Linked DNA regions of Homo sapiens: region 1 is linked to region 2. A link is an interaction called in ENCODE POLR2A ChIA-PET data of the cell type or tissue named here. Cell type or tissue: Panc1. All regions are shown on one strand. Each heading gives the region's core, and the rest is flanking DNA. Links, peaks and the distances in the headings are about the cores only. Region 1 overlaps NIPAL3 (NIPA like domain containing 3). Region 2 holds the start of NCMAP (non-compact myelin associated protein).

Region 1 (11,286 bases), core at 3,285-11,284, 82 kb before region 2:
GTCAATAGAGACTCTCTGGGTCCTCATCCCCATGCATATATGTCTGGGAGAAGCAAGCATTCTCCAAAACAGGGCTGTTGCTTTCTTCCTGGCCGCATATGTGACTGTCTTCCCCTAGACTGATGGTATACTTTTGAGAGGGGCGGATAAAGGTTTGCAAACTTTAATGGGCATAAGGATCCCCTAGAAGCATATGTAAAATGCAGATTCCTGCACCCCAACTGCAGACACTGTTAAGTGGGACTGGAGTGGGGCCCACGGGTCTGCATTCTTAACTGGTACCACCAGTGATTCTGATGCGATGCTTCAATCCCGAGATTTCACATCTGGAAAGCCTAAGAATTTACAAAGATGTTCTGCTAAAACCCCCAGGGCCCCATGCAGTCTTGCTAGAAAATTTCCTCCCTAGGGTTCCTTTGGAAGGTTAAATACTCCCCATAGGATCTGTGGCATTTCTCCATCCAATGAATACTACTTAGAGCTACACTCACCACTTCCCTAGACAGCCTTTAATAGGCATGATAACAGTGTTAATAGACCAGTGTGATAGATCACTTATCTTTATGGATTGTGCTTAATACTGATTTAGTATCTTGACTCCAAAAACTGACATCTGTTGTCTGTGATAACCACTTCTGTATTGCGTCTTAACCACTTCTGTATTGTGTGGTCTTAACTGCCTAAGGCGGCAATGGGCAGTGGGCCCCTTTCCCTTAGGATGGGTATCAATTCAACAATATTTATAAGGCATTTACTGTGTGCTAAGCATTTGGAAGACCCAGGCTACAAAATAAGACATAGTTCCTGCCCTCCAGGCCAGCAGAGGGAGGCACAAATACCCAGGAATCTCTGATGGGTGTGAAGTGCGGTCGTGGGCCACAGAAAATGACCGTCATGGAGACCCTGCTAAAGGTCGGACCCTGAGCCCAAAGGGGTATTCAGAAGTGGAGATGATTTTGGCCCCACTCATAGATGGGTGGCAAATCTAAGATTTGTATAAAGCATATAAAATAGGGTGATCACCCCCGAGGCAGAGGGGCCAGCATTTGCAAAGGCACAGAGCTAAGAGGAGCTGGGCAAAGAAAGGAAAGCCAGGGAAGGTGGTGGGAGATGAGTCTCAAAGCTAAGTAGTGGAAGCTGGGCACAGTGGCTCATGCCTGCAATCCCAGCACTTTGGGAGGCCAAGGCTGGAGGATCACTTGAGCCCAGGAGTTTTATATCAGCCTGGGCAACATAGCAAGACCTCATCTCTGCTAAAAATTAAAAATAAATAAATTAGCTGGGTGTGGTGGTGCATGCCTGTGATCCTAGCTACTCAGGAGGCTGAGGTGGGAGGATCGCTAGAGCCCAGAGAGCCAAGGCTACAGTGAGCCATGATCATGCTACTGCACTCCAGCCTGGGTGACAATGAGACCATGGCTCAAAAAAAAAAAAAAAAAAAAGATAAGCAGTGGAGGCCGAATCATGGAGGGTCTTGAATACCTGGCTAAGGAGTTTAAAGTGTATCCAAGAGGACGTGGGAGCCACTGATGGTTCATGAGGAAGAGAAGGGCAGGACCAGCACTGATTGAAAAGGAGGGCTTGTTCAGTGTGGAGGAAGAATCAGAAGGGGGAATAAGTTACCTTCTCCGAGCCTGCAAGAACAAAAAACAAAAAGCAGAAATTAAAATCAGGTTTCACTGCTATTTATATATTTCTCCTTTCCCAAATGATTTTTCTAAAGCTGGGAGTGGAGGCAGGAGGGAGAAACAGAAGGTGAGCAGGGAGGCTATTTAGATGTGTCAAACCCGGGTGATCATTAATAATTTGGGCATATATATGCTCCCAAACTTACTCTGCCCCCTTCCTTCCCTTTTTTTTTTTTTTTTTTGGTATGGGCCTTTTAGGCTTGGGCCAGCCAGCTTTCTTGAGATGAGTGAATAAAAGCGTATTGTAATTTCATGTCTGCTTCAGATCATGGGGACAGTGCCACCCAGGAACTGCTGCTGAGGCCTGGGAAGCTCCCTTGCCTTCGGGTTTGGAGCAGTGGCATCATCCCACCAACCTGAGCCATGAAAGGGCTGAGCAGAAAGTTAAATGGTAGTTTCCTGACTGGAAGCCACACGTAGGTCACTTGAGTAGTCAGGAAGCACAGTGGGTGTGGAGCCATCATCTGTCTTGGGCTGGTTCCTCCCAATCTTTGTCCAGTGGTATAAATGGACTGTCTGCTGATGGCCATACGCAGCACTGGCTGTTAAGATGGGGAAGGGGTACATCAGGATTCCACTCATAGCCCTGGTTCGTTATTGTTACTCATGGCTCTGACGTCCCCAAGCCCTCTTGAATGTTGCAAGCAATGTTAAATATCACACCTCGGTCTCCTTTTGAGCAGCCCAGGTACCTAAAGCAAGGTCACCAAACTTGGGTTTAAACTTCAGTTGCCATCACAGCAGGGTTCAGGTTATGCAGTTTTTGCAGTGTGGAGTTGAACGCTGGGTAAAGAAGGGAGAGCTGACTCTCCATTGCTTTTCTAGTGGAAACCAGCCAGTTTGACGGCACGGTGCGGATACAGGACTCCATCAGGCTAGTGTTGGGGAACCAGCCCGGCAGCCTTCCATGTGAATTCCAAAGCTGTTTCAACACTGGCTGATAGGCAGACAAAAGGTTACTTGTGTGTTTCTCTGAGAAGCGGTGTAAATGAAGTCACCTTAGAATATATTCTGTGCGGATGCTTATATTTTGTTAACTTCACGACTTATGGCATGTCTTATTTAAAAAAAAAAAAGTACTAGGTGCAAATAACATTATGAAGTGGTATTTAATTAAAAATCCATGCAGTGACAGCTGAGTTCGTGTCTTATGTTTGGCTAATACTTCCTAGAATTATCTAGAACAGTACTGTCTAGTAGAACTTTCTGCGATGATGGAAGTGTTCTATGTCTATGCTGCCCAACATGGTAGCCACTCTCCACAGGTGGCTGTTGAACACTTTAAATGTGGCTAGTGCAACCAAGGAACTGAATGTTTAATTTCATCTAATTACATTTCCATATAGTTCGTATATTAACAGTACAGATCTAGAGATGCCCATTATTGCAGCTGAGGCTCACTTGAGCTTCCCCTGCAACCTTCACCGTGGTTAAAAGCACAGACTCTTGGCCAGGCACGGTGGCTCATGCCTGTAATCCCAACACTTTGGGAGGCTGAGGCAGGCAGACCACCTGAGGTCAGGAGTTTGAGACCATCCTGACCAACATGGAGAAACCCCGTCTCTGCTAAAAATATAAAATTGGCCAGGCATGGTGGCACGTGCCTGTAATCCCAGCTACTCGGGAGGCTGAGGCAAGGAGAGTCCCTTGAACCTGGGAGGTGGAGGTTGCGGTGAGCCAAGATTGCACCATTGCACTCCAGCCTGGGCAACAAGAGGGAACAAGAGTGAAACTCCATCTCAAAAAAAAAAAAAAAAAAAGCACAGACTCTCTGTCTACACTGCTTGGATTTGATTCCTCTCTCACCTGTTAGCTGTGTAGCATTGGGCAGGTTACTTAACCTGTCTGTGCTTCATCTGTGAAACAGGAATAACAGCATTATTAAGGATTGTTTTAGGATTGGATGGGTTAATAGATGTAAAGTCTTAGAACTATATTGAGCATCCCATCAAGGCATTGTATTATATTGAAACAATGGGGTTTTTTTCTCTTTATTCTTTTTTAAATTATATAATGAACACTTTTGATCTTAAGTATTTCTAAGCACATATGTCTCTTCATTCCAAGTTTCCAATTTGCAAAGGCAGGTGTAGTATGGTACCTATATATTTATTTGTACAGTCACAAAAATAAAATACAGAGTCATATATACATACTCATATATTAAGCACTTACTGTATGCCACATGATATATTAAGACCTCATATTTATATCTCATTTCTCCTTTATAAAAGTTCCATGAGGTAAATTTTAATCATATCCTTTTACAGATGAAGAAACTGAGACTGACTGGGCATGGTGGCTTATGCCTGTAATGCCACCACTTTGGGAGGCCAAGGTAGGAGGATCACTTGAGCTCAGCAATTTGAGACCAGCCTGCACAACATAGCAAGACCCCATCTCTACTAAAAAAAAAATTAAAAATTAAAATAAAAATTAGCAGGCATGGTGGTGTGTGCCAGTAGTCCCAGCTACTCAGGAGGCTGAGGTGAAAAGATTGCTTGAGCCCAGGAGACTGAGGCTGCAGTGAGCCATGATTGCACCTCTGCATTCCAGCCTGGGCAACAGAGCAAGACCCTATCTCAAAAAGAAAAGAAATTGAGACTCAGGTCTCATAGCTGGTGAACAGCAGAGCCAGTATTTGAGCCCAGGACTGCCTGACTCCAAAACCTGAGCTCTTCCCTCACTGTGCTGCCTCTCCTGGTGTGGGCAAACAGGATTTTAATGGGAGTAAGGTCTGCCATGGGTTAGGACATCACCTTTGGCCCAGTTTCAAAGGAAGGTGCAGACTTGAAGGACAGAAGCTCATTAGCTGAGTCTCTGGGGACCACGTTTGCAATGGTCCCACCTGCAAACCAGATGAGGGAATAAAATTCAGTCTACCGGCCAGGTGCGGTGGCTCACGCCTGTAATCCCAGCACTTTGGGAGGCTGAGGCAGACAGATCACAAGATCAAGAGATCAAGACCATCCTGGCCAACATGGTGAAACCCCGTCTCTAATAAATATACAAAGATTAGCTGGGCGTGGTGGTGCACGCCTGTAGTCCCAGCTGCTTGGGAGGCTGAGGCAGGAGAATCGCTTGAACCCAGGAGGCAGAGGTTGCAGTGAGCCAAGACTGTGCCATTGCACTCCAGCCTGGCCACAGAGTGAGACTCCATCTCAAAAAAAAAAAAAAAAAAAAAAAAATTCAGCCTTTCAGAGACCTGGAGGGAATTTCAGAATCATCCACAACTCTCAGACTTTATTTCATGAAACAGTACAATTTTAAAACAGAGATTGACAAAGAGTTACTGTTTATAGTTAATCTTGTTCTCATTAATTTTTTGCTGCTTATTCAGTGGTTATTTTTATTAGTTTTTACTTTCTGGTTTTATGAAATAAAATATTTAGATTGAGATTGGCAAAAGGTTATGTCGTTAATCTTGTTCTCATTAATTTTTTTGTTTATTCAGTTTTTATTTTACTTTTTGGTTTCATGAAATAAAAATTTTTAAATAGAGATTGGCAAAAGGCTACTAACTCTGTAGCTAATCTTGTTCTCTTTAATAGGTTTCTTATTAGTTTCTCTACAAAATCAGCTTTCTTTGTTCAAACAAACAATAAAAAAGGAAACAAAGTCCAAGGCTTGCTTAAGAAAAAGACGATGTTTGGTGCAGCAGCACCATGTTCTGTCATGACCTTATTAAATGTCAAAATGCACCAAGCAGAATATTAAAATTATAAATATAAAGCAAATGCAAGCCAAGAAACAAACATTTTCCCATTGTGATGCCATAAGGTATTCAGGTAGGAGCATAGTGCTGTGAAAGCTGCCCAGGTGTAAGGAGAGAAGATTCACATGGCAGTGAGAGCATTGCTTTCTGCCTTCTCCAGCTTGTACTGAAATGTGAGGCACTCTAGAAACTTTGATGCACTTAATTCTCAGGATTACTTTTTAAGAAGTTAAAAGACGCAAAAAAAACCAGAAAGCCCTATCTTTAACTCTCCTGTTTGTCTTTTAAACAATAGCGTCAGAAATACAGTTATGCGGTTGTCCCTACACTCTGATCTTACAAAGCTCAGCTGTGTAGGTCTCCTGGGATGATTCAGGAAACTAGATAGCAATCTCTTATATTGTCTTATAATTATGAAAATATCTTCTATCAAAATTGTCAAGTCACAAATGTCTCTTTGTAGGAATGAGACTAAGCATCTTTGCATATGTTCATGTACTTTTTTTTTTTTTTTTTTCCGAGACAGAGTTTTGCTCTTGTTGCCCAGGCTGGAGTACAATTGTGTGATCTCGGTTCACTGCAACCTCCGCCTCCCGGGTTCAGGCGATTCTCCTGCCTCAGCCTCCCAAGTAGCTGGGATTTCAGGTGTGTGCCACTATACCTGGCTAATTTTTGTATTTTTAGTAGAGATGGGGTTTCACTATGTTGGTCAGGCTGGTCTCAAACTCCTGACCTCAGATGATCCACCCGCCCCGGCCTCCCAAAGTGCTGGGATTACAGGCATAAGCTACCACGCCCAGCCACTATTTGTTTTTTTTTTTTTTTGTAAATTGTCCATAGGCTTTGCTCACCATTCGATGGTTCTTTTGGTTTCTTATTTATTTGAAAGTGCTCTTTGGTATCAATTAACCTTTTCTCTGTGATAACACCTACAATTATTTCCCCCCGGTTTGTTACTTGCCTTTTGATTTGCTTCTAGTATTTATTTTTACTATGAAAGAGACTTTTTCTTCTGTGTTTTTTGTTTTACATATAGTTATGTCTATATAAATATGTTATTTACTTATATAAATATTTGTATTACACAATCGAGTGTCTTTTCTTTTATAGCTTCTGGATTTTGAAACATAGTTTGAAAGGTCTAACTTACTCCAAGATTATAAAAGAATTCCCCACGTCATCTTTGAGTCTTTTTAGTTTTTTTTTTTTTATGTTGGACTTACTAGACAATAGTCTGGTTGTGTGTTTACATCTGAAAGCCATTGGAGTTTATTCTGGTGCACAGTTCAAGGTATGGATCCAACTTTATTCTGCTGAGATAGCTACCAAGCTATGCCAATACCATTTATGGAATAGTCCAATTTGCCCTGAAGAATTGGATGCCACTTCTATAATACACTAAATATCTATAGTTTTGGGACTTGCCATTCTGTTCCAGTGGTCTGCCTATACATTCACCAGTAACACTGTTCCAATTATCAAGGCTTTCCAATATGTTTCCAATCTGTTTGGGCAAGTCTCAGCTCCTTGCTCTTCTTCAAACTTATTTTGTCAAATCAGAACATAGGAAGGAAAAAAAAATACCCTACTATCCTGTCATTTCATTTAAAAAAGACATTAACACCAAAACAGTAAGAAGAACAAAATCTCAGATAATAATCCTTTAAACTGAATAATTTAGCTTTATGAAAAATGTCAGACATTGTCATTATTTGCCTATTTTGCTGCAAGCCGGTAAGATGAGACCAGCATTGTAGAGCCACGCTTGGTCTTGGTATAGGTGTAAGGAGAGGGAGGGCCACAGAGAGGATGTCACTGGCTAGTCAGTTGCAGGCTCAGAACTTTAACTCAGGTCTTATGATCTCTGGTCTCATCCTCTTAACACCGCCTACATTCTAGGTCCACTACCCTTTATTGAGCTTTCACTCTGGGCAGGCACTTTACATACTTTATGCATTTTCTTCTCACAACGGCCCCACAAGGAAGCTGTTCAACCCCTGTTATATGATACACATGTGGAAACGGAGGTTCAGGGAAGTTCAGTAATTTGTCCAAGGCCACCTGGTGGGTAAGTGGCAGAGCCTGGATTCAAACCTACATATGACTGATTTCAAAGTCTGTATTTTAAAAAAAATTTCAGTCCTCTATGTATCAATAGACTATTATTTTAAATTCTTTATTTTTATTTATTTTTTGCATAGAATGAAACTTCCTTGGGTTCTGAGTAGCATGACAGCTATTAGCTTGTCAGTCTTCATAAACTCCCTGGGCCAGGCCATCTGTCCTTTCATTGATATACGTAGTGTATCATTTCTTTTTCTTTTTTCTTTTTCTTTTCTTTTCTTTTATTTTTTGAGACGGAGTTTCGCTCTTATTGCCCACGCTGGAGTGCAATGGTGCGATCTCAACTTACGGCAACCTCTGCTTCCTGGGTTCAAGCGATTCTCCTGCCTCAGCCTCCCGAGTAGCTGAGATTACAGGCGCCCACCACCACGCACAGCTAATTTTTGTATTTTAGTAGAGACGGGGTTTCACCATGTCGGTCAGGCTGGTCTTGAACCCCTAACCTCAGGTGATCCACCTGCCTCTGCCTCCTGAAGTGCTGGGATTATAGGCATGAACCACTGTGCCCAGCATGTATCATTTCTTTATTTTATTTTATTTATTTATTTTGAGACAGGGTCTCACTCTGTCACCCACACTAGAGAGCAATAGTGTGATCACGGCTCACTGCAGCCTCGACTTCCTGGGCTCAAGTGGTCCTCCCACCTCAGCCTCCTGTGTAGCTGGGATTACAGGAGGGACCACCAGGCCCAGCTAATTTAAAATTTTTTTTTAATTTTTTTAGAAAAATTTAGAGACAGGATTTGCCATGTTGCCCAGGTTGGACTTGAATTCCTGAACTCCAGCAATCTGCCTGCCTTGGCCTCCCAAAGTGTGGGATTACAGGCGTGAGCCACTCTGCCTAGCCCAGGTATGTATCATTTCTTAGGCAGTCATGTCCATCAGGGTCAAGTCAGGAGACAGAAGCCACAGCAGTTATTGGAACAGAAAATTTAACATAAATAATTGTTAACTAGGGTTGGATGCAGTGGCTCACGCCTGTAATCCTAGCACTTTGGGAGGCTGAGGTGGGAGGATTGCTTGAGCTCAGGAATTCAAGACCGGCCTGGGCAACATAGTGAGACCCTGTCTCTACAATAAATACATACATAATTGTTAACTAAGTATACATTTTTTTTTTTACAAGGTAACTGAAAGGGTGAAAGAGGGCTAAGGTATTGTGGAGAGGACACTGTCAGAAGCTGCCACCCCTAGGGCTGGGGGAAGACAGGTAACAGGTTGGAATCATTAAAATGCAGGTGCCTGGAGGAGGGGCCCTGTGGAGCTGAAACTCAAGCACTGAGGAGGCAGCCTCACTAGCTGATGCTGTGTCTCAGCTTAGAGGAGAGGCCCTATAAAAAGGAGACCCAGGCCAGGTGCAGTGGCTCACGCCTGTAATCCCAGCACTTTGGGAGGCCGAGGTGGGCAGATCACCTGAAGTCAGGAGTTCGAGACCAGCCTGGCCAAGATGGTGAAACCCCATCTCTACTAAAAATACAAAAATCAGCTGGGCGTGGTGGTGTATGCCTGTAATCCCAGCTACCTAGGAGGCTGAGGCAGGAGAATTGCTTGAACCCGGGAGGTAGAGGTTGCAGTGAGCCGAGACTGCACCACTGCACTCCAGCCTAGGTGACAAAGCAAGACTCCGTCTCAGGGAAAAAAATAAAAAAAAGGAGACCCAGACCCATGAGGCTCTGGATGAGCCCTGGAGACCACAGATTGAAAAAGAGACACTCCCTGACCTTAAGTGGGAGAGAAAACAATTATTTAACCATGCCAAGAATATCTGTTAGTGGTTCCTGTTCAACATGGCAACCTAGGCACACACATTCACCTCCTCTCTGCCCCAGAGTGGCTCTGAGCTCAGACAGTAAGTGAGAAGAACAAGTGTGCTATGGGCAGCAATCTGGATTAAAGGGAAGACTATTTATAGGTCCTGTGGACACAGAACAACATCAGCCCCAGAGGGAACCCTAAGAATTACTCTAAACAGCGGAAGATGGCCAGACGCGGTGACTCACACCTGTAATCCCAGCACTTTGGGAGGCCAAGGCGGGTGGTTCACCTGAGGTCGGGAGTTTGAGATCAGCCTCGCCAACATGGTGAAACCCCATCTCTACTAAAAATACAAAAATTAGCCAGGCATGGGAGCACATACCTGTAATCCCAGCTACTCGGGAGGCTGAGGCAGGAGAATGGCTTGAACCTGGGAGGCGGAGGTTGCAGTGAGCCAAGATCACGCCATTGCACTCCAGCCCGGGTGACAGACTGAGACTCCGTCTGAAAAAAAAAAAAAAGAGTGGTAGATTTGGCTGTGGACGGCCCATGGTAGGGATATTGGAGCAGCAGGCAAGGAAACGAATGGACCTCCAGCTCTGTTCTGTCGGGAGACAGACCTATGGAGAGCTGGAGCCGAGTCCCATGTCCTTCAGCAGATGTCTTGTCCCAAGGCAGCCAGCAGCTCCATGCTCATGCACCTGAGGAGGAAGCCGATGACCAGGCCTGCTCACTTCCTCCAAGATGAAAATCCCCCCTCACATTCAGGGGATGATGGTACGCCTTCGGGTAAACAAATGCACACAACTGCAAAGGAAATCTCTAGTAAGTACTGTAGTTCTTTATTTATAAATGGGATTGTCCACCAAGAATCGCAAGACATTTGAGGAAATTCAACAGCTTGAAAGAGAGAGACTAAAATGACTGAGGCCGGGCACAGTGGTTCACACCTACAATCCCAGCACTTTAAGAGGCCGAGGCGGGAGGATTGCTTGAGACCGGGAGTTTGAGACCAGCCTGGGCAACCTGGTAAAACAATGCACACAATGCATGGTGCATGAGAGGCCCTGTCTCTACAAACGGTGAGACCCTGTCTCTACAAAAATACAAAAAATTAGATGGGCATGGTGGTGCACACTTGGAGTCCCAGCTACTTGGGGAGCCGAGGTGGGAGGATCACCTGAGCCCATTGATATGGAGGCTGCAGTAAGCCATGATTGCACCACTGCACTCTAGCCTGAGCGACAGAGCAAGACCCTGTCTCAAAAAATTTAAAAAATAAAATAATTGAGTTAATATAAGAATGGCAGGATAATGCAGACAGGGCAGTGGTTCATTAAATTACTTTCTCTATTTTATGTCTACATGAAGTGGTTTTTGAGACTGAGCTCCGCTCTTGTCACCCAGGCTGGAGTACAATGGTGCGATCTCGGCTCACCACAACCTCTGCCTCCCGGGTTCAAACGATTCTCCTGCCTCAGCCTCCCAAGTAGCTGGGCCTACAGGCATACGCCACCACGCCTGGCTGATTTTTGTATTTTTAGTAGAGATGGGGTTTCACCATCTTGGCCAGCTGGTCTCGAACTCCTGACCTCAGGTGATCCGCCCACCTCGGCCTCCCAAAGTGCTGGGATTACAGGTATGAGCCACTGCGCCCAGCCTATGTGAAGTTTTCATAGTAAAAAATGAAAAGTAAGTGTCACTGAGCACTTACTAGGAGCTAAGCACTGGATATACAGTGGAGAAGGAGAGAGAGTGCCCCTCCCCCATGCAGAGCAGTCAGAAATTAAAGCAAACCACATAAAGTGTGGTGAATGTTATAACTGAGGGAGCAATGACACTTCACAGTGTCAGGACGAAGCAGGAAGCGAGAGAACCAAGAAAGGGAAATGGAAGCTGTGGGGGTGGCCCTAGCAGTGACAGAGCAGGCAGTGTATCTTGTGCCTGGAGGCTTTCCTTTCCCCAGGACCCAGTGCAAAATGAAAATGGAGGGGCCCTTAGTTC
Region 2 (16,735 bases), core at 4,182-12,181:
AGAGAGGTTAGGAGACCTGCCTGAAGTCACACAGCAAGTAAACGGAGTAGCCATTAGATTGCGTCTTCTCTCGGTGTGTGTTTTTTCTGCTCTCACTCTGGGATTCCTAGGGTGACTGTGATAGTAGGATAGACCAAGGAGGTACCAGGGGAGGAGGACTCAGCAGCTGAGATAGCTGCGAATGGGCTGACTGCCACCAGGAGAGCACAGGTTCCTTGCCAAGGTGAGGAGGCGTGGCTTCCGCTGATGGCAGAAGGACTTAAATTAATTTACAGCTTCCTATTTTCATTCTGAGAAGTTTTTCCCTTGTAATTACCAACAAATGGTTTGCGCTAACGCACATTCCTAAAAATGTAGCATAAAAAATGAGGAAGCTGTCAGGTAATGACCTGGGCTGGCTGTTTAAAGGCACACTCACGATTATCAGACTTACCGTGGAACTGGATGAGGCCTCAGAGACAAGGCCGTCCAACCCGTCATTTCACAGATGAGAAAACAGAGGCCCGGGGAGATCAGGTGGCTCGCAAGGAGATTAGACCCCTGACCCTGCCCCCGTCATTCTCTTGTCTTCTCATCCTCCATCGCCAGATGCTCCTAGAGGTAAGATGGGAATTAGACCACATGCAGGACAGCAGCGCTTGGGAAGGGGCTCTGGTCCTCCCCTGCACTTCACGTCCGCCCAGCACATGTCCATCTGGGATCAGCCACATGACACACTGCACTACGAGCCCTGTAGGTCATTTAGAACCTTGGCCTGTGTCTTGCGGCCTTTGCTGCTCCCTCTACTCTCTGCCTACTTAGTTGAAAAACAGGGAATTGTTTCAAAATCAATTGGCCTAGGTATGTTTGCCTCCTCTCCCTCTCTCTCTCCCTCTCTCTCTCTGTACTAGATTAAACAATGTGGACTTGGGTTTCTCTGGACTCATGATTCTCTGTGCTTCGTCTCCTCCCCTGAAATTGCATTCTAATCCCACATGACATTTGGCTGGTTTCCCCAGCAACCATCTCAAAAGCCATAAACAGCAGATTAAGGCTTTGAGGGGAGACATGAAAGACTGGACATGCCTGGCCAGGAGATGAAAACACAGCCGCTCAAAGGCTAGTTTGTAGTTACATCTTCTGCTAATAAGAAAAGGAAGGATAACTGGTTGTCTCTGGGTATTTTCCACGTGGAAGCAGCCGCTTTTTGTTATTTTAAAATCCCCCAGCACCTCAGACTCCATAGGGTAACATCCGAAACTGGAGTGGTTTGTTGGGTAATTTTTTCTTTTTTTTGACATAGAGTCTCGCTCTGTCACCCAGGCTGGAGTGCAGCGACGTGATCTCGGCTCACTGCAACCTCTGCCTCCTGGGTTCAAGTGATTCTTCTGCCTCAGCCTCCCGAGTAGCTGGGATCACAGATGTGCGCCACCACGCCCAGCTATTTTTTTTTTTTTTTTTTTGTATTTTTAGTAGAGACAGGGTTTTGCCATGTTGGTCAGGCTGGTCTCGAACTCCTGACCTCAGGTGATCCTCTCACCTTGGCCTCCCAAAGTGCTGGGATGTTGGGTAATTGTATAAGCAATTTTCATTGACTAATAAAACTGATTTATATATAAACATCCTCTTTATTTTAAAAATGAAAAATCACCACACTTTTTTTTTATTCCATTAAATTGCTTTCAAAATCTTTTTTTTTCCCTTTCTCCTTTTTTTTTTTTTCTTTTTTTGGAGAAAGGGTCTAGCTCTGTCACTCAGGCTGGAGTGCAGTGATGCGATCTCAGCTCACTGCAGTCTCTACCTCCCAGGCCCAAGTGACCCTCCTACCTCAGCCTCCCAAGCAGCTGGGACTATAGCCATGCACCACCATGGCCGGCTAATTTTTAAAATTTGTTTTGTAGAGATGGGACCTTGCCATGTTGCCCAGGTTAGTCTTGAACTCCTGGACTCAAGTGATTCTCCTGCCTCAGCCTCCCAAAGTTCTGGGATTACAGGCGTGTGCCACCGCCCCCAGCCTGTTGCTTTCCTTAATTGCAACGGGAAACCCTCCATGGTTTTCCCTAGTCCTTGGAATAAAATCCTTACTCTGACCTGTAAGACCTTGCATCTGATCTCTGCCTGCCTCTGACCTCATTCTGTCCACTCTCCCTGAAACCACCCCTGGCTTTGGTTGCTATACTGGCCTTAGGATCTTTGCACAAACCAACCTGCTGCTTCCCCCACCCTATCCCACCCTGCTCCCTTCTAGAGTGCTCCCCGGCCCCAGCTCCAGCCCCTCCTCACCTGCCTGCTTGTCCTTTGGGTCTCAGCTCCCCTGTCCTCCCCTGGCAGATAGGTTTCTGTGGGAGCCCCTGCCCTCCCACCCATAATAATCAATGACACCATATTATTATTTCCTTTAGAACTTTTCAGATGGTCTCACTATTTTGTTACCATCTTTTGTGCTTGGGTCATCTGTCCCTTCAACCCCAGCCCCACTGGAAGGTGAGGTCTACAGGGCAGGGAGGGGCCACCACTGACTCTGCCCCACCTTGCAAAGTGCCTGGCCTATAGTGAACACTCTGTAGCACTTAATGAGTGAATATGCAGCGCGATGAAGAGCCTTTTCATGCTTCTGCCTCCTGGGCTTGGCTGGTGTCTCTGACCCTGGTTATGGGAGGGCTGGTGCAAGGAAGAGCTCCCTTCCCAAACCCCTTACTGTCGGTGTGCACAAACTCATTCTGACAGGGCAGGTGTCCTGTGGCTTAGCCAGCCTGGATTAAGGGACAAAGCAGAAGGTGGGCTTGAGCCATAGATAACAGAAGGCTGAAGACTACCAAACCCCACAGAGAAGGACCTAAGACATCAAAGTCCCCCTTCCCAGCTCCTGCCACTTGGCATAATCATTCTCCCACTTACCTGGCACTTCACAAGTGTGATCTCATTTCTAATCCTCACCGCAACTATACTGAAGTATCTTCTCTTCATTTTACAGAAAGAAACAGTCTCAGAAACTACTCCCATCTTGCGAATAGTAAGCAGTGGAGCCAGGATTTGAACCTGAGACCATGCACTGGGGGCTCTTGCCCCCACAAACAAACCTGGAAAAACTTCCAGAAGCATCCTGAAGTGGCCCCCCCCAGTGCCATTTACTGTGGAACTCAGGCCTCAGGGCCAGAGCAGGCTCCCACTGGACTCCTCTCCCCACATTGTGGCCTCTCCCTGTAACCAGGTCTGCCTCCCCCACAACAGGGAAGCTCTTGAAGCCATGGATTAGCACCATGCTCCTTAAAGACCATACTCAAGTGTCTCAAGTCTTTGATGAGAAAGTAGAATTACAGGATTATACTCTCAATCAATATTTGTTAATACCACCTTGCAGCTGGGCATGGTGGCTCATGCCTGTAATTCCAGTACTTTGGGAGGCCAAGGTGGGAGGATCGCTAGAGCCCAGGAGTTAGAGGCTGCAGTGAGCCGAAATCCCGCCACTGCACTCCAGCTGGGGCAGGAGAGCAAGACCCAGTCTCCATAAAATAAAATGGGTTGGGAGCAGTGGCTCATCCAGCACTTTGAGAGGCCAAGGCTGGTGGATCACTTGAGGTCAAGAGTTGAAGACCATCCTGGCCAACATGGTGAAACCCTGTCCCTACCAAAATATATATATACATACACACACAAAAAAATTAGCCGGGTGTGGTGGCATGTGCCTGTAATCCCAGCTACTCGGGAGGCTAAGCCAAGAGAATCGCTTGAACCAGGAGGCAGAGGTTGCAGTAAGCCGAGATTGTGCCACCACACTCCAGCCTGGGCTGCAGAGTGAGATCCTGTCTCAAAGATAAATAAATAAATAAATACTACCTTGGAGTTTCCTATAAAAATACGTGTTTTCTTCCTATAAAAATCTTAGTTCTTAGCTGAGGAGAGTTTGAAAGCATCTCACAGGCACTGAGCGGCAAGGCAGTCGGCCCAGATGCAATCACTTTCTGGAAATCAATTGAAAATAGAACCGGGAAACCAGCCTCCACTCCTGATACTGTTACTAACCTGCTATAAGACTTTGTGCTCACCTTTGCTTCCTGGGCCTCAGCTTCCCTGTTTCTGAGAGAAGAGATCCCCTCTCCGAGATCTCTTCCCGCTTTCTATAAATATTGATTGAGTACCCGCTGCCTGCCAGGGATATCGCCCTGGGCTCCTGGGATACAGCTGGAATCTCGACAGCCTGGGGAGGAAGGAGCCTTTGATCCTACAGCGGCAAGAGTTCTTGACACTTGCCGGCTGCCAAGCCTGTTTCCTCCCGGTCTAACGTTCTGTGGTTGTCTGAATCTCCAGCTGCCCCTCAAAACCTTCAATCAGATTAGCGCCGTGCTCCTTTAAAGACCCTACTCAAAGTGCCTGGAGCTCACCTGGGTGTGTTTGTGAGGCCCTTTCCCTCTCTTTACCCCGCGGAGGAGTCCGACCTGGAAGCCTCCTGCTGGACTTCTCTACTGGACTGAGTGCCCGGGAGTGCCAGAGCCAGTCCCAAAAAGGACCCAGGAGCGGGGACACCACGGGGAGGCGCCGCCACTCCAGTGTGCGGGACCCTGGCACCCCCGGCGCGTTCTCCGGCCTCCCCAGGATCACCTGCACGGGGCGGGGCCGGGGGCGGGACGCCCCGGGCGGGGGCGGGATCCCAGGGTGGCAGCGCCGGGCGGCGGCGGGGACCCTGGCTGGGAGCGCGGCGGTGCCGGCGGGAGGCCGAGCGGGGCTCGACAGAGCAGGTAGGAGGCGCCTGGTCGCCGGGGTTGCCCGGGGCTGCGGGGAGCGAGGAGCGGTCCGGCCCAGGTGCGGTGGCTTCCTGTCCACCTGCCGGCCGCGCTGGGCGAAGGAGGGCCCGGGGGTGGGGACGAGGGGTCCCCAGTCTCACCCCCACATCTGTTGGAGGAAGTGCCTGGGGTCTGCGCGGGAGGGCGTTGGTCCGGGGTGGTGGGAGGGAGGCTGATCATCTCCAGTGGGTCTTGGAGACGAGGTCGTTTCCTTGTCCCCTCCCCACCCAAGCATCTGGCGGAGGGGCCGAGGCTCGCTGGAAGAAAAGGGAGTCGACCTTGACCCGGCCTGGAGATAAAGGAACTTTTACCCACTTGGGGCCTTATCCGCCCCATCTGTTAAATGGGCGCCTTGATGGGTCTGCCCTATGCAGAGGCCCCTCCGGAAGATCTGCGATTCAGCGAGATGAAAACCCACGGCAGAGAAGGAGCCCAGGGCCGTAGTTTCCATCCACAGCACGTTTGGAGGGGCTCGGGGGTCGCTCATCCAGCAGCGCTCCTGAGGAAGGATGCAGAGACGGCTCCAGTCCTCTGGGTATCCTTGTGGGAGGAGATGGCTGTGTCAAATATGAAGGCTGGATTAGAGAGACCAAGGCAGCCCTTGAGTCTGGGAGAAGATTCTGGAAGGCCCCTTGGAGGAGGTGGCATCTGAGTGGGGCAGGGAAAGGAAAGGTGGTGGTTAGGGCAGCGCTTTGGAGTCCCTGCTTTACCCCTCAGCCAAGGCCGTCCAACAGTCTCGGGCAAGTCCACACTTTTCTCTATGTTTCAGTTTGATGTGCTCCTTAAATGAAACAATTTCTCTGACAGATTAAATCAGATAACTCATAAAGTGTTTAATACAGGGTGGGTATATAGTAGGCACTCAATGAACATGAGCTATTAATGTCTGCTAGCAGCTGCTTGGGGGCAGGGATGATGCCTATTTGGTTCACCCTTGTATCCCCAGCACCAGCACGGTGCCCAGCATGCAGTAGGTCTCAATACATATTTGTCCAATGAATGAATGAATGCATATGAAGTACAATGCTTGGCACAAATAGTGAATTTACAGATGGCTGGTTCTAAGAGGTGGGTATGGATACTAGAGACAGTGGTCTAGGTGGATGGAACAGTTATAAGCAGAAGCCAAGAGCAACAGATTATAGGCACCCCCTCTTATGGTGCATGTGTGTATGTGTGCATGTGTGTGTGTGTGCGCTTGTGTGCATGTGTGTGCATGTGGGTGTGTGCACGTGTGTGCGTGTGTGTGCGTGTGTGTGTTGGTGGTGGTAGTAGAAAGTGACAGGCACAGCCAGAGCACCGGGATAGAAGAGGGCACATAATACCCTGGAATCCTGAGTCCCATCAGCCCGTGGGAGTGGATGATGGGGCAGGAACTCTAGGTAGGCCAATACCTTTACTCATGTCCTCTAAGTGGGGAGAGGGGACAGAAGGGCAGCCAAGAGACACCAAAGGACCATGAATGCCTGGTGGGAGGGGAGGAGGAAATGGGAAGGGGGTTCCCATGACCCCTTCATGGCCTGTGGCTTTCTTCACCTTGTCCCTGCTGGGCTCTGTGCTGGCTGGGGCCGAGATGAGCTGTGGGGAGGCAGCATGGTGCCAAGCCAGCCAGCCGCGGCGCGTGCGGTGAGCTGGGCATATAGTGAGCTGGGCTTGAGGAACTGGCTGGGCTCTGTGGGAATCTAGTGTAGTGGTTTCCTATCAACAGCTTATCCCCTGGGCCAGTTCCTGGGCTCCGTAGCACCATGTGGACTATGGCCATTCCTGCCTGAAGTCAGGAAGGAGCTGTGTCCTTGAGGTAGAGCCACTCTAAGCAAAGCTAGTTTCAGTTTTGTGACGTCCTGGCAGGCAGCTGCAGTGGGTTTCCATCTCCCTGGGTTGACCACGAATATGTGAGAAGCAAAGTTCTAAAGTGCAGGTGGAGACTGGAGGAGTACATGAACAGTTGGGAGGCGCTGGACCCCCTAAGGGGGCCAAGTTCGAAGCTTCTCCTTGTAGCACTTTCCATAATTGCCAACAACCCTTGTTTAATATCGGTGTTTTGCCCTAAGCTCTAGAAAAGCAGGGAGCAAGGCTGCCTTGCTTCTCACTTTGTCCCCACCTAGCATGGTGTGTGGCTCACAGGAGGGGCTCAAGGAATCTATGTGGAATGCATCCACCCAGGCTGAGGATGGAGCTTTTGGCTTTGAGAGAGGAGATTCCGACAACACTGACCATGAGCTTCTTGTTTCATCGTGTGGTCCCCCCACTGTCCCCATCCCCTCTCTCACATTTTGTACCTCCACCCTTTCTCCTGCCATCATCAATGCCTTTTCTCAGAGAAGGATCTAGTGCTAGACATTGACACATGAGGGGAGGCCTCACACTATGTCACTGTTCCCTGGGCTCCCAGAGGAGAAAGTGACGTCCAAGCTGACCCCCCCTCATCCTGTTGCTCCTGGGACACAGGGTCATAGTGTGTTAGAGGTGACAGGATCTCTACAGGGAGCGGAGCGCACTGTCACTCTCAGGGTTTGCAAACCAGGATCTGGACGTGATGTTCAGGGTCACGTAGAGTTGGGGAAGACCATTTCTCCTAACTCCAACAGCTTTCCACACTCAGTAAGCGGTGGCGTTCTCCAGGAATTGTAAATGCAGCAACACTTCCCTTTATTTTTCAGTCATCCAATAAATTGGGATGAAAGGTTAAAAAGAAAAGAAAAGAAAGGTAAAGTGGATTTTAAGTTGCCCAATAAACTCTTTTAATTTCTTAAAAAAAAAACCTCATGTATGATGAAAAGAAAGACCCCAAATTACATCTATTCACCTGACTTTTAAAAAGATATATATATTTGATATTGAAGAGAAATATCCAAAACAGAACTTCTGTAATTTGGGCTAAACCTGTTGCTGGCCAGAAGTGCCTGTGGTAAGATGTCCACTTTGCATGCTGCTGTCCAAGGGCCTCTGAAGTCAGCCCGGAAGCAGCGGCCGGTTTGTTTGTCCTGGACAACCTCCAAGCCTTGTTCTAGTTCCCCTATCGGTTTCCCCATCTCCATCCATCCAGTCTCCTGAGGCAGTCATTGGCATCTCAGCCACTGGAGTCCCGCTGTTTGCTTTGGGACCTAGCAGGATGGATTTCTTGCTGTTTACACTGAAAAGAATTCCTAATCAGAAGTATAGATCCTAGGTGGGCAGGAGGCGGCAGGAAGAAGGAAAGGGGCTGAGCCAAGAAAAGAGCCAGCAGTGAGTCCTGAGCAGGGCAGGGGTGTGGGTGAAGCTGAGGGGGCGGAGCCAGAGGGGGAGCTGGCTAGTGGGGCTGGACCTTCTCATGTGGTTTGAAATTCCCCGAGGTAGTGGCTGCAGTTTAGTCTAAGGAAGGAACAGAGGGTGTGCCAACCTCTAAGACAGAGAGGCCTGTTCTCTAGCTGGGCTCAGGCCTTCTCCGAAGGGCCTCCTGCCTGGGCTGGACACATCTGAACTGTGGGGGCCCTTGCGGGGCTGGTACCTGCTTGGGGCCTCTGGGCTTGGAGGGCTTTGCTCCAAGTAACAGCCCCGAGGAGGCAGAGATGAGCAGGGCGTTAAGCCCTGTACTCTGCCTCAAGCCACATCACCTCTCTGAGCCTCAGTTTCCTAATTTAACCAGAGACGATAGTACCCTCTGCAATCATCTATTAAGAATTTGTGGCCGGGCGCGGTGGCTCACGCCTGTAATCCCAGCACTTTGGGAGGCCGAGGCAGGTGGATCACGAAGTCAGGAGATCAAGACCATCCTGGCTAACATGGTGAAACCCTGTCTCTACTAAAAATACAAAAAATTAGCCGGGCGTGGTGGCGGGCGCCTGTGGTCCCAGCTACTCTGGAGGCTGAGGCAGGAGAATGGCGTGAACCCGGGAAGCGGAGCTTGGAGTGAGCCGAGATGGCACCACTGCACTCCAGCCTGGGCGACAGAGCCAGACTCCATCTCAAAAAAAAAAAAAAAAAAAAAAAAATTTGTTTCCCTTTGCCTCTGAAGAAACTTGTGTCTGGGGAGCTACCTTTTGGGGCAAACAACCTCAGGATTTAAAAATTCGTCCCACAATTCACTCGTCATTGGTTCATTCATTTGTTCATTCACTCAGCCCACCTCTTCAGGGCTTGCTGACACCTGCACTGGGAATTCAGAAAGAGCTCTTTTTGCTGCCTGTCTGGTTTCGTGCACACCCTGGAACACAGTGGCCTTGCTTTGAAGTTTTCATCTGTTCCTCCACCTGGGGTGTTTCCTTAGTCTGTCGTGTAATAAAAAACAAATGTGGGCCCGGGGTGTTGGCTCACGCCAAGGCAGGAGGATCACTTGAGCCCAGGAGTTTGAGACCAATCTGGCCAACATAGGGAGACCCTGTCTCTACAAATAACAAAAACTTTAGCAGGTGTGGTGTTGTGCACCTGTGGTCCCAGCTCCTCGGGAGGCTGAGGTGGGAGAATCACATGAGCCCAGGAGGTTGAGGCTGTCGTGAGCTGTGATGGCACCACTGCACTCCAGCCTGGGTGACAGAGCAAGACCCTATCTCATAGAAAAAAAAAAAAGCAGTTGTGCAACTTTTCCCCTCGCTGCTGTGCCCAATCCCATGACCCTCATGGGGGTTTCCTAAGGTTTCAACTTGCAGTTCATTGAGGAAAACAAATGGTTAACTTGCTTGCGGAGAGCTTCTTAGGTGCCCACACAGTGCAGAATGCTATACAAGCCCTGGCCCTTTAACACCCCCAGAGATGAGTATTATTGTTCCATGGTGCCCTTGGGGATGCATTCTGACTTCCCTGAGCCTGGGGCGATTTTGCCTTCATGGGACCCATGCCCCATAAGAAATATTTAAAATCATCCCGGCGCAGTGGCTCATGCCTATAATCCCAGCACTTTGGGAGGCCGAGGAGGGCGGATCACCTGAGGTCAGGAGTTCAAGACCAGCCTGGCCAACATGGGGAAACACCATCTCTACTAAAAATACAAAAAAAAAAAAAAAAAAAATAGCTGGGCACGGTGGCGAGCACCTGTAATCTCAGCTACTTGGAAGGCTGAGGCAGGAGAATCACTTGAATGGGGGAGGCGGAGGTTGCAGTGAGCCGAGATCGCACCACTGCCCTCCAGCCTGGGTGACAAGAGTGAAAGTCTGTTTCAAAAAAAGAAAAAGAAATACTTACAGTGATATTTATATGACTGCATGGGTATATCAAAACATCTTCTTCAACCTGAAAGTCGCTTTTTCCTCTGGATTTTAAAAGAAATAAAAACATTTTTTGTGGGACCCTAAAAGTAATCTGGGCATCATGCCACCTGCACCTAATGGAGACGTGGGTCCTCCAGCTAACAAGCACAGGGATGAAACTCCAGCCAGGCCCTTCACTGTGGAAGCTCTAACCTCACAGTACTGCCTTGAGCAAGAAAGAAGGAAGGGAGGGGCCGGGCGCGGTGGCTCATGCCTGTAATCCCAGCACTTTGGGAGACTGAGGCGGGCAGATCTCCTGAGGTCAGGAGTTCCAGGCCAGCCTGGCCAACATAGTGAAACCCTGTCTCTACTTAAAATAAAAAATTAGCCAGGTGTGGTGGTACACACCTGTAATCCCAGCTACTTGGGATGCCGAGGGAGGAGAATCGCTTGAACCTGGGAGGCAGAGGTTGCAGTGAGCTGAGATCATGCCACCGCACTCTACTCTGGGGGACAAGAGCGAGACTTCGTCTCAAAAAAAAAAAAAAAGAAAAAGGAGGGAGGGACAAAGAACTGGAGAAGGAGACCAGTTATCCAAAATCTGAACACCTTTAATGATATTAATAGTTCTTGCTGGAAAATGAAACTTGGTTTTTTGTTTCTTTGCCTTGCTGCTTTTTACCTCAACTTTTTAAGATCCATGCCTACTCAATCCTCCTTCTTTGAAATTCTGAATGTTCTGCCTCCTAAGGGTAACTGGTTTGCCCAGAGGATGAAAAGCAATTCATTTATCTTTTTTCTAAGCAGCTCCAAGTTCCTACCTAATTCCCAGTAACAGCGTCATTCGTCACAATAATAACAAGAATAATTAACATTTTTGAGAGCCTTTAATGTGCCAGGCATTCTACGAATCACTTTGCAGCCTTGTCTCCTGATAAGCCTCAGGAACCCTATAAATGAGTGCTATTATCATCTCCATCTTGCAGATGAAGAAACTGAGGCTTGGAAAGACTAAGTGAGTTGCCCAGCTGGCAGTGCCAACATGGATCCACGTCTGTTAGTTTGTTGTCAGACTGTAACCTCCCTGAGGGTGAGGACTGTGCCCGGTTCCCCACTGTCTCCCTATCACCCAACACAATGCCCGCTACATACCAGCTTTCCATGTGGAATGAACAAATGCTTGACAGACCCCGGAGCCTGAACTCTTACCCTTTCCACTATTCTGCCCTTCAGGGAAACTCACCTGCTTCAGGTCCCCTGCTCTTTGTCTTGAAACAATCACTGCCTGTCACTTTGGTGCAGATATTGGCAGCTACAGCCATGCTGGAGTGAGGAATTATAAAAACAGGCAAGGGATCAGGCATTGACTTCTCCACTAATGCCCCTACAGTCCCACCCCCACACCCACCCCCAGCTGGGGGAAACTCCCAAGCAGAGTCTACCTCCTGCTGAGCCTGCTTCTCTCTGGGAACTTAAAGGTGAACTTGGCAGAGTGCCAGGCAGAAAAGCCAAGGAAGCTTCCTGCCCTGGGGCTCATCCCTTCCCCCTCCTTATGCCCTTTCTCCAGGGCACATTACCAGACAGAGAGCTGGCATCCCTGGGGGGGGACAGGAACTCACCTGCCAAAATAATTAGACACTTGAGAAGTGCAGCTACTACAAAAGAAAGATAAATCAAACCACATATGCCATTCAGAGCAGAATTACCGAAGCAGATGGACCAAGATTTTAAAGTAAAGCATGATTATACTTAAGGAGATAAAGGAAGAAATTCATGAAATAATACAAGAACAAAAAGTCACAGGCACTTCCCTTTCTCAGCTATCACTGAAGCAACGGTGGCCAAAATGAAATTCAGTGACTTGGCCGGGCAAGGTGGCTTGCGCCTGTAATCCCAGCAATTTGGGAGGCCGAGGCAGGCAGATGACCTGAGGTTGGGAATTCAAGACCAGCCTGACCAACGTGGAGAAACCCCGTCTCTACTAAAAATACAAAATTAGCTGGGCGTGGTGGTGCATGCCTGTAATCCCAGCTACTTCAGGAGGCTGAGGCAGGAGAATCACTTGAACCTGGGAGGCGGAGGTTGCGGTGAGCCGAGATCACGCCATTGCACTCCAGCCTGGGCAACAATAAAGAAACTTCTTCTCAAAAACAACAACAAAAAAAAAAAAAAAAAAGAAAGAAAAAGAAATTCAGTGACTTCTGAAAGTCAAGAAATCTTTGTGACTCTCACAAGAACCATAAGCGGTATTTTAACGCAGCTTCCCATATTTACAGGAAGATTATGTCTTCTTTTTCCAAAGAGCTGAGACAGAAATATAATGTTCGGTCCATGCCCATCTGAAAGGATGAAGAAGCTCAGTTTGCACAAGGACACTATAGAGGTCAGCAAATTAGCAAAGTAGTCCAAGTTTATGGGAAGAAATACGTTGTCTGCACTGGACATATGCAGCGGGAGAAGGCTGGCCATTTGCCCCAGCAGGGCTCTTAACCCTGAACAAAGACTGAGATCCTTGAGCCAAAAGCTAAATCTCACCAAGTAGGAACAGAAAAGGCCAAATACAAGGAAAATGCAATTGGGAAGATGTAGGAATAAAGTAATCTTACATACATCTTTCATTAAAAAACTGCTGCAATGAACAGGAAAAAAAGTCATAAGAGAGAATCAAGCCAAAACATTAGCTATGAAAAATTTAAGATTTAAAAAATAAAAGACATAATAGATGGCCTGAATATCAGGATGGATACAACTGAAGAATTTGCGAGTAGATAGGATGATCAGATTGAGAATTATCCCCAAAAGCAACAGGGAAAGAAACAGAGACAACACATAGAAAAGAGAAGCTGAGAGAGGCCAGGCGCAGTGGCTCACGCCTGTAATCCCAGCACTTGGGGAGGCTGAGGCAGGCAGATCATTTGAGATCAGGAGTTTGATACCAGCCTGGCCAATATGGTGAAACCCCATCACTACTAAAAATACAAAAATTAGCTCGGTGTGGTGGTGGGCGCCTGTAATTCCAGCTACTCGGGAGGCTGAGGCAAGAGAAGAATCACTTGAACCCGGGAGACTGGAGGTTGCAGTGACCTGAAATCACGCCACTGCACTCCAGCCTGGGCAACAGAGTGAGATTCTGTCTCAAAAAAAAAAAAAAAAAAACAAAAAAAAACCTGAGAGAGATGGAGAGTATACGTATGATTCCCAAAAGGAAAGAAAAATAAAAGTGGAGATGAGGAAATAAATAATTGACGAAATAATGGAGATTTAAATGTTCCAAAAATGTTTTTTAAATGAGTACAGATTGAAAGAGCTCATAGAGTAACCAACAGTAGAAAAGAATAAGGAAAAATTCACACATAGGTATCAGGGGGAAATTAAGAATATGAAAGACCAGGAAGAAGAGCAGGGAGAAATAACAGATGGCGTACAGAGGAACAAGAACTGGGTTGGCATTATTCTTCTCAACAGCAATACCCGATAAAGTCAAAGAAGTGATGTCACTAGTAATTTAAAAAAAAGAACTCTTTCAATCCAGAATTTTAAAGCCAGCCAATTTGTCATTCAAACATGAGGTCATAATAAAAATATTCTTAGGCAAATAAAGCCTCAGAAGGTGGAATACACAAAGACCCACATTGAAAATACTCTTGCAGGAAATAAATAATGAAAGAAATGTTCAGGAGATCCTGCAAGAACTGTGGGAAGTCAGGCTTCAGTGCAAGAAATAGAAGCAGTATTTGGCATTTTAGGCAGGAGGGGATTTTATACACCTTTTTTTTTTTTTTTAATGTAGGAAAGGCTAGAGGCTCCCAAAATACTGCAAAACTGGCCAGACTGGGGAGCTACAGCATCTGCCATAACCAGGAAAGTGGAGGAATCTCAAGGCTGCCCTGGAGGTTGAAACTGAACTTGACAGGGAACTGTTGAATTCAAGGACACATACATCCTGGATCCAGGGACCTGGAAGCTGATACACTGTAACTGCCCAGATATTGGAACCCAGAGTCTGGGTACCAATGTCACTGCAACACTTGTTCTCTTTTCAACAAGGAGAGAGTGAGTCCTAGGCTTGGACAGGTTGGGAGGTGACATTGTCTAGCTAGAATTTAATGACATTGATCTATTTCATCTAATTTATTTCATTGTTACCTTCTATTAATGGCAAGTGACACTGGCCATTTTTAGAAGTGATAGAAGATTGTGTGTGTGTGTGTGTGTGTGTGTGTGTGTGTGTGTGTGTGTTTTGAGACAGTCTTACTCTGTCACCCAGGCTGGAGTGCAGTGGCGTGATCATGGCTCACTGCAGCCTCCACCTCCTGGCTCAATCAATCCACCCACCTCAGCCTCTTGAGTAGCTGAGACTACAGGTGCACACCATCATGCCTGGCTAATTTTTGCATTTTTTTTGTAGAGATGGGGTCTCACTCTGTTGCCCAGTGATATGGTTAGGCTTTGTGTCCCCACACAAATTTCATCTTGAATCATAGTCCCCTTAATCCCCACTTGTCAAGGGAGAGACCAGATGGAGGTAATTGAATCATCGTGGTGGTTTCCTCCATGCTGTTCTCGTGATAGAGTGAGTTCTCATGAGATCTGATGGTTCTGTAAGGGGCTCTTCCCCTTTCGCTTGGCACCTCTCCTACCTGCCACCTTGTGAAGAAGTTACCTTGGTTCCCCTTCTCCTTCCTCCATGACTGTAAGTTTCCTGAGGCCTCCACAGCCATGCTGGACTTCGAGTCAGTTAAACCTCTTTCCTTTATAAATTACCCAGTCTTGGGCAGTTCTTTATAGCAGTAAGAAAACAGACTAATGCTCCCAGGCTGGTCTCTAACTCCTGGGCTCAAGTGATCCTCCCACTTCAGCCTCCCAAAATGCTGGGATGACAGGTATGAGCCATGCGCCTGGCCATTTCTGACATATTCTAGTGGTCTAAGCAGTCACAGGGCCCACCTAGCTTCAAGGGAGTGGAGAAATGGACTCTGCCTCTTGATGTGGGCAGTGGCCGGGTCACACTGCAGGAGAGAATATGGGATGGGAGATATTATGAGGCTGTCTTTGGAAACTGCAATTTGCATAGCTGGGAAGCACTGGTGGGTTTTGGAGACAGGAAATTGCTCATTCTGCCTGGCGGGGGAAGGGAAGAGGAGACAGGGGCTGGTGGAATAAGACTGAGGCAAGTTCATGGAAGACCTTGATTCCCACAACAGATCATTAGAACTTTATTCTGTAGCAAGTTGGAAATGATCATTGCTTTTGGAACAATGGAGAAACTGTGCAGAAAGCAAAGGTCTGTAATTCTAATTCCTTCAACAAGTGGCTCCCCAGGGAAGAGGCTGGAGGCTTCTATTCCTTCACAGTGACATATCCCAGCCCCACAATGGCATAAAAAGCACACTGCCTCAAATCCACTAAGCATTTATTAGACAATTATTGTATGCTGGGTGCAAGGCCAGGCTAGGCACTGTAGAGGTGAGTCTATGATTCATAAACCTGAATTCTGGAAATTCCAGTCCATAGCTTCTAGATCCCCTCTTGGATGCCTCATGGCCCAAAAACCCTTTGCCAGGACAAATATCCTGGTTTTTTACTAGAAAAATATCCAAGTCCAAGCAATGTAAAAGTACAAAGGAGGCTGTGACTTGTCCCTTGAGTCTGCACAGAGCTGAGAGGGGCTGTGATGGTCCAGGCCCCGAGCTCAGGGATCCGGACCCCAGAGAGTTAAGCGTATATTCGGAGCCAACCCATCCTCAGGCACCTGCTTAACCCCATCTCTTCCACGCAGCCCATACGCACACATGCATTCACGCATTTATTCATTCAAGTGCCTTCTAAACAGCAGGCCTTGTGCTGGGTGCTGGCAGGATGGCTATAAGTAAGGCAGGTCCCCCAGGGAGCACCTAGAATAGAAAGGAAGCCGGACCTCCCTACTGATAACAACACTTTCAGGTGATAAGTGCTATAACTAAGGTACCTATGAGATGCTGTGAAGAGTCTCAGAGGAGGCTGACCTCCTTCAGATAGGAGGAGAGGCTTTGGGCAGGTCTTGGAGAAAAAGGAAACTGACATTATCAGCACCCACTAGGGCCCAGGCATTCTGCTAGGGGGTTAACGTGCACTGCTAAGTGACTTATGCACACAAAACCCTTACACAGGCCTGGTCTATACAGTAAGGCTAAGTGATTGACACTTAATATTAACAATTATCATCTCCTTTGAGTGTAACAAGAAGGAACTAGAGAGGAGTCGCAAAGCCTCCTTTACAGTTGAGGAAACAGGCATGGAGGCTAAGTTGTGAGCCCAAGGGGACATAACTAAGCCGGAGTTCAATCCCCAATTTAATTCTAAAGTCCTGATCTCTGTCTCCACCCTCTTTCTAGTTCATGGAGGAGGGAAGAAGTGGAGGACATTCCCAAAGAGGGGACAAACCTTGGGAAAACTCAATAGTCTCAAGGAGCCAGGGTGTGGAGTATGTGGGTGCCCAGGTGGGATGGGAGAGGAGGCAGGAGAGAGGTGGCGGGGGCTGAAGTGTAAAGGGCATTGAACACCAGGTGGGGTAGGAGAGTGGGCTTGATTCTACCCATAGAGAGAATCGACCGAGGGTTCCGCGACGCCCTGGCCGTATTGGAATCTCTCCTTCCAGGTCACACTCCCGTGACCGCTCGTCACCTAATTAGGCACCCGCCTGTGACCCGTTCACATCCTTCCAGGCAGGGCTGGGCCTGGAACACGGGGCAACTCACAGTCCAGAGCTTCCTCCTTGTCACGGCCTCCCTCTCAGGCTGTGGTATTTGCTCAGAACCTGAGCCCGGGGGCAGA

Evidence for each region. Peaks named below come from ENCODE experiments on the same cell type or tissue, not always from the same donor. Only the 100,000 strongest peaks of a DNase experiment are listed, where the experiment ranks them.
Region 1: POLR2A ChIA-PET joins it to region 2 with 5 read pairs; 3 of 35 experiments call an interaction of 5 or more read pairs at or near these places.

Annotation. Positions count from the first base shown.
Region 1 is chr1:24,470,157-24,481,442 of GRCh38, forward strand. NIPAL3 (NIPA like domain containing 3) reads left to right here. Exons shown (of 12, transcript NM_020448.5): 12 at 1-2,820. Among named protein-coding and RNA genes, the nearest start is that of RCAN3AS, 27 kb to the right of the region's middle. RefSeq lists an enhancer at 11,025-11,134. In Panc1, for the core only: no CTCF peak of the experiment used is centred there; no DNase peak of the experiment used is centred there.
Region 2 is chr1:24,551,455-24,568,189 of GRCh38, forward strand. It overlaps NCMAP (non-compact myelin associated protein), which reads left to right and starts at 4,633. Exons shown (of 4, transcript NM_001010980.5): 1 at 4,633-4,715. It overlaps NCMAP-DT (NCMAP divergent transcript), which reads right to left and starts at 4,570. Exons shown (of 3, transcript NR_109781.1): 1 at 4,362-4,570; 2 at 434-594. It also overlaps the pseudogene RPL26P8. RefSeq lists an enhancer at 16,152-16,653. In Panc1, for the core only: no CTCF peak of the experiment used is centred there; a DNase peak (open chromatin) is centred at 7,767; H3K4me3 peaks cover 1,050 bases.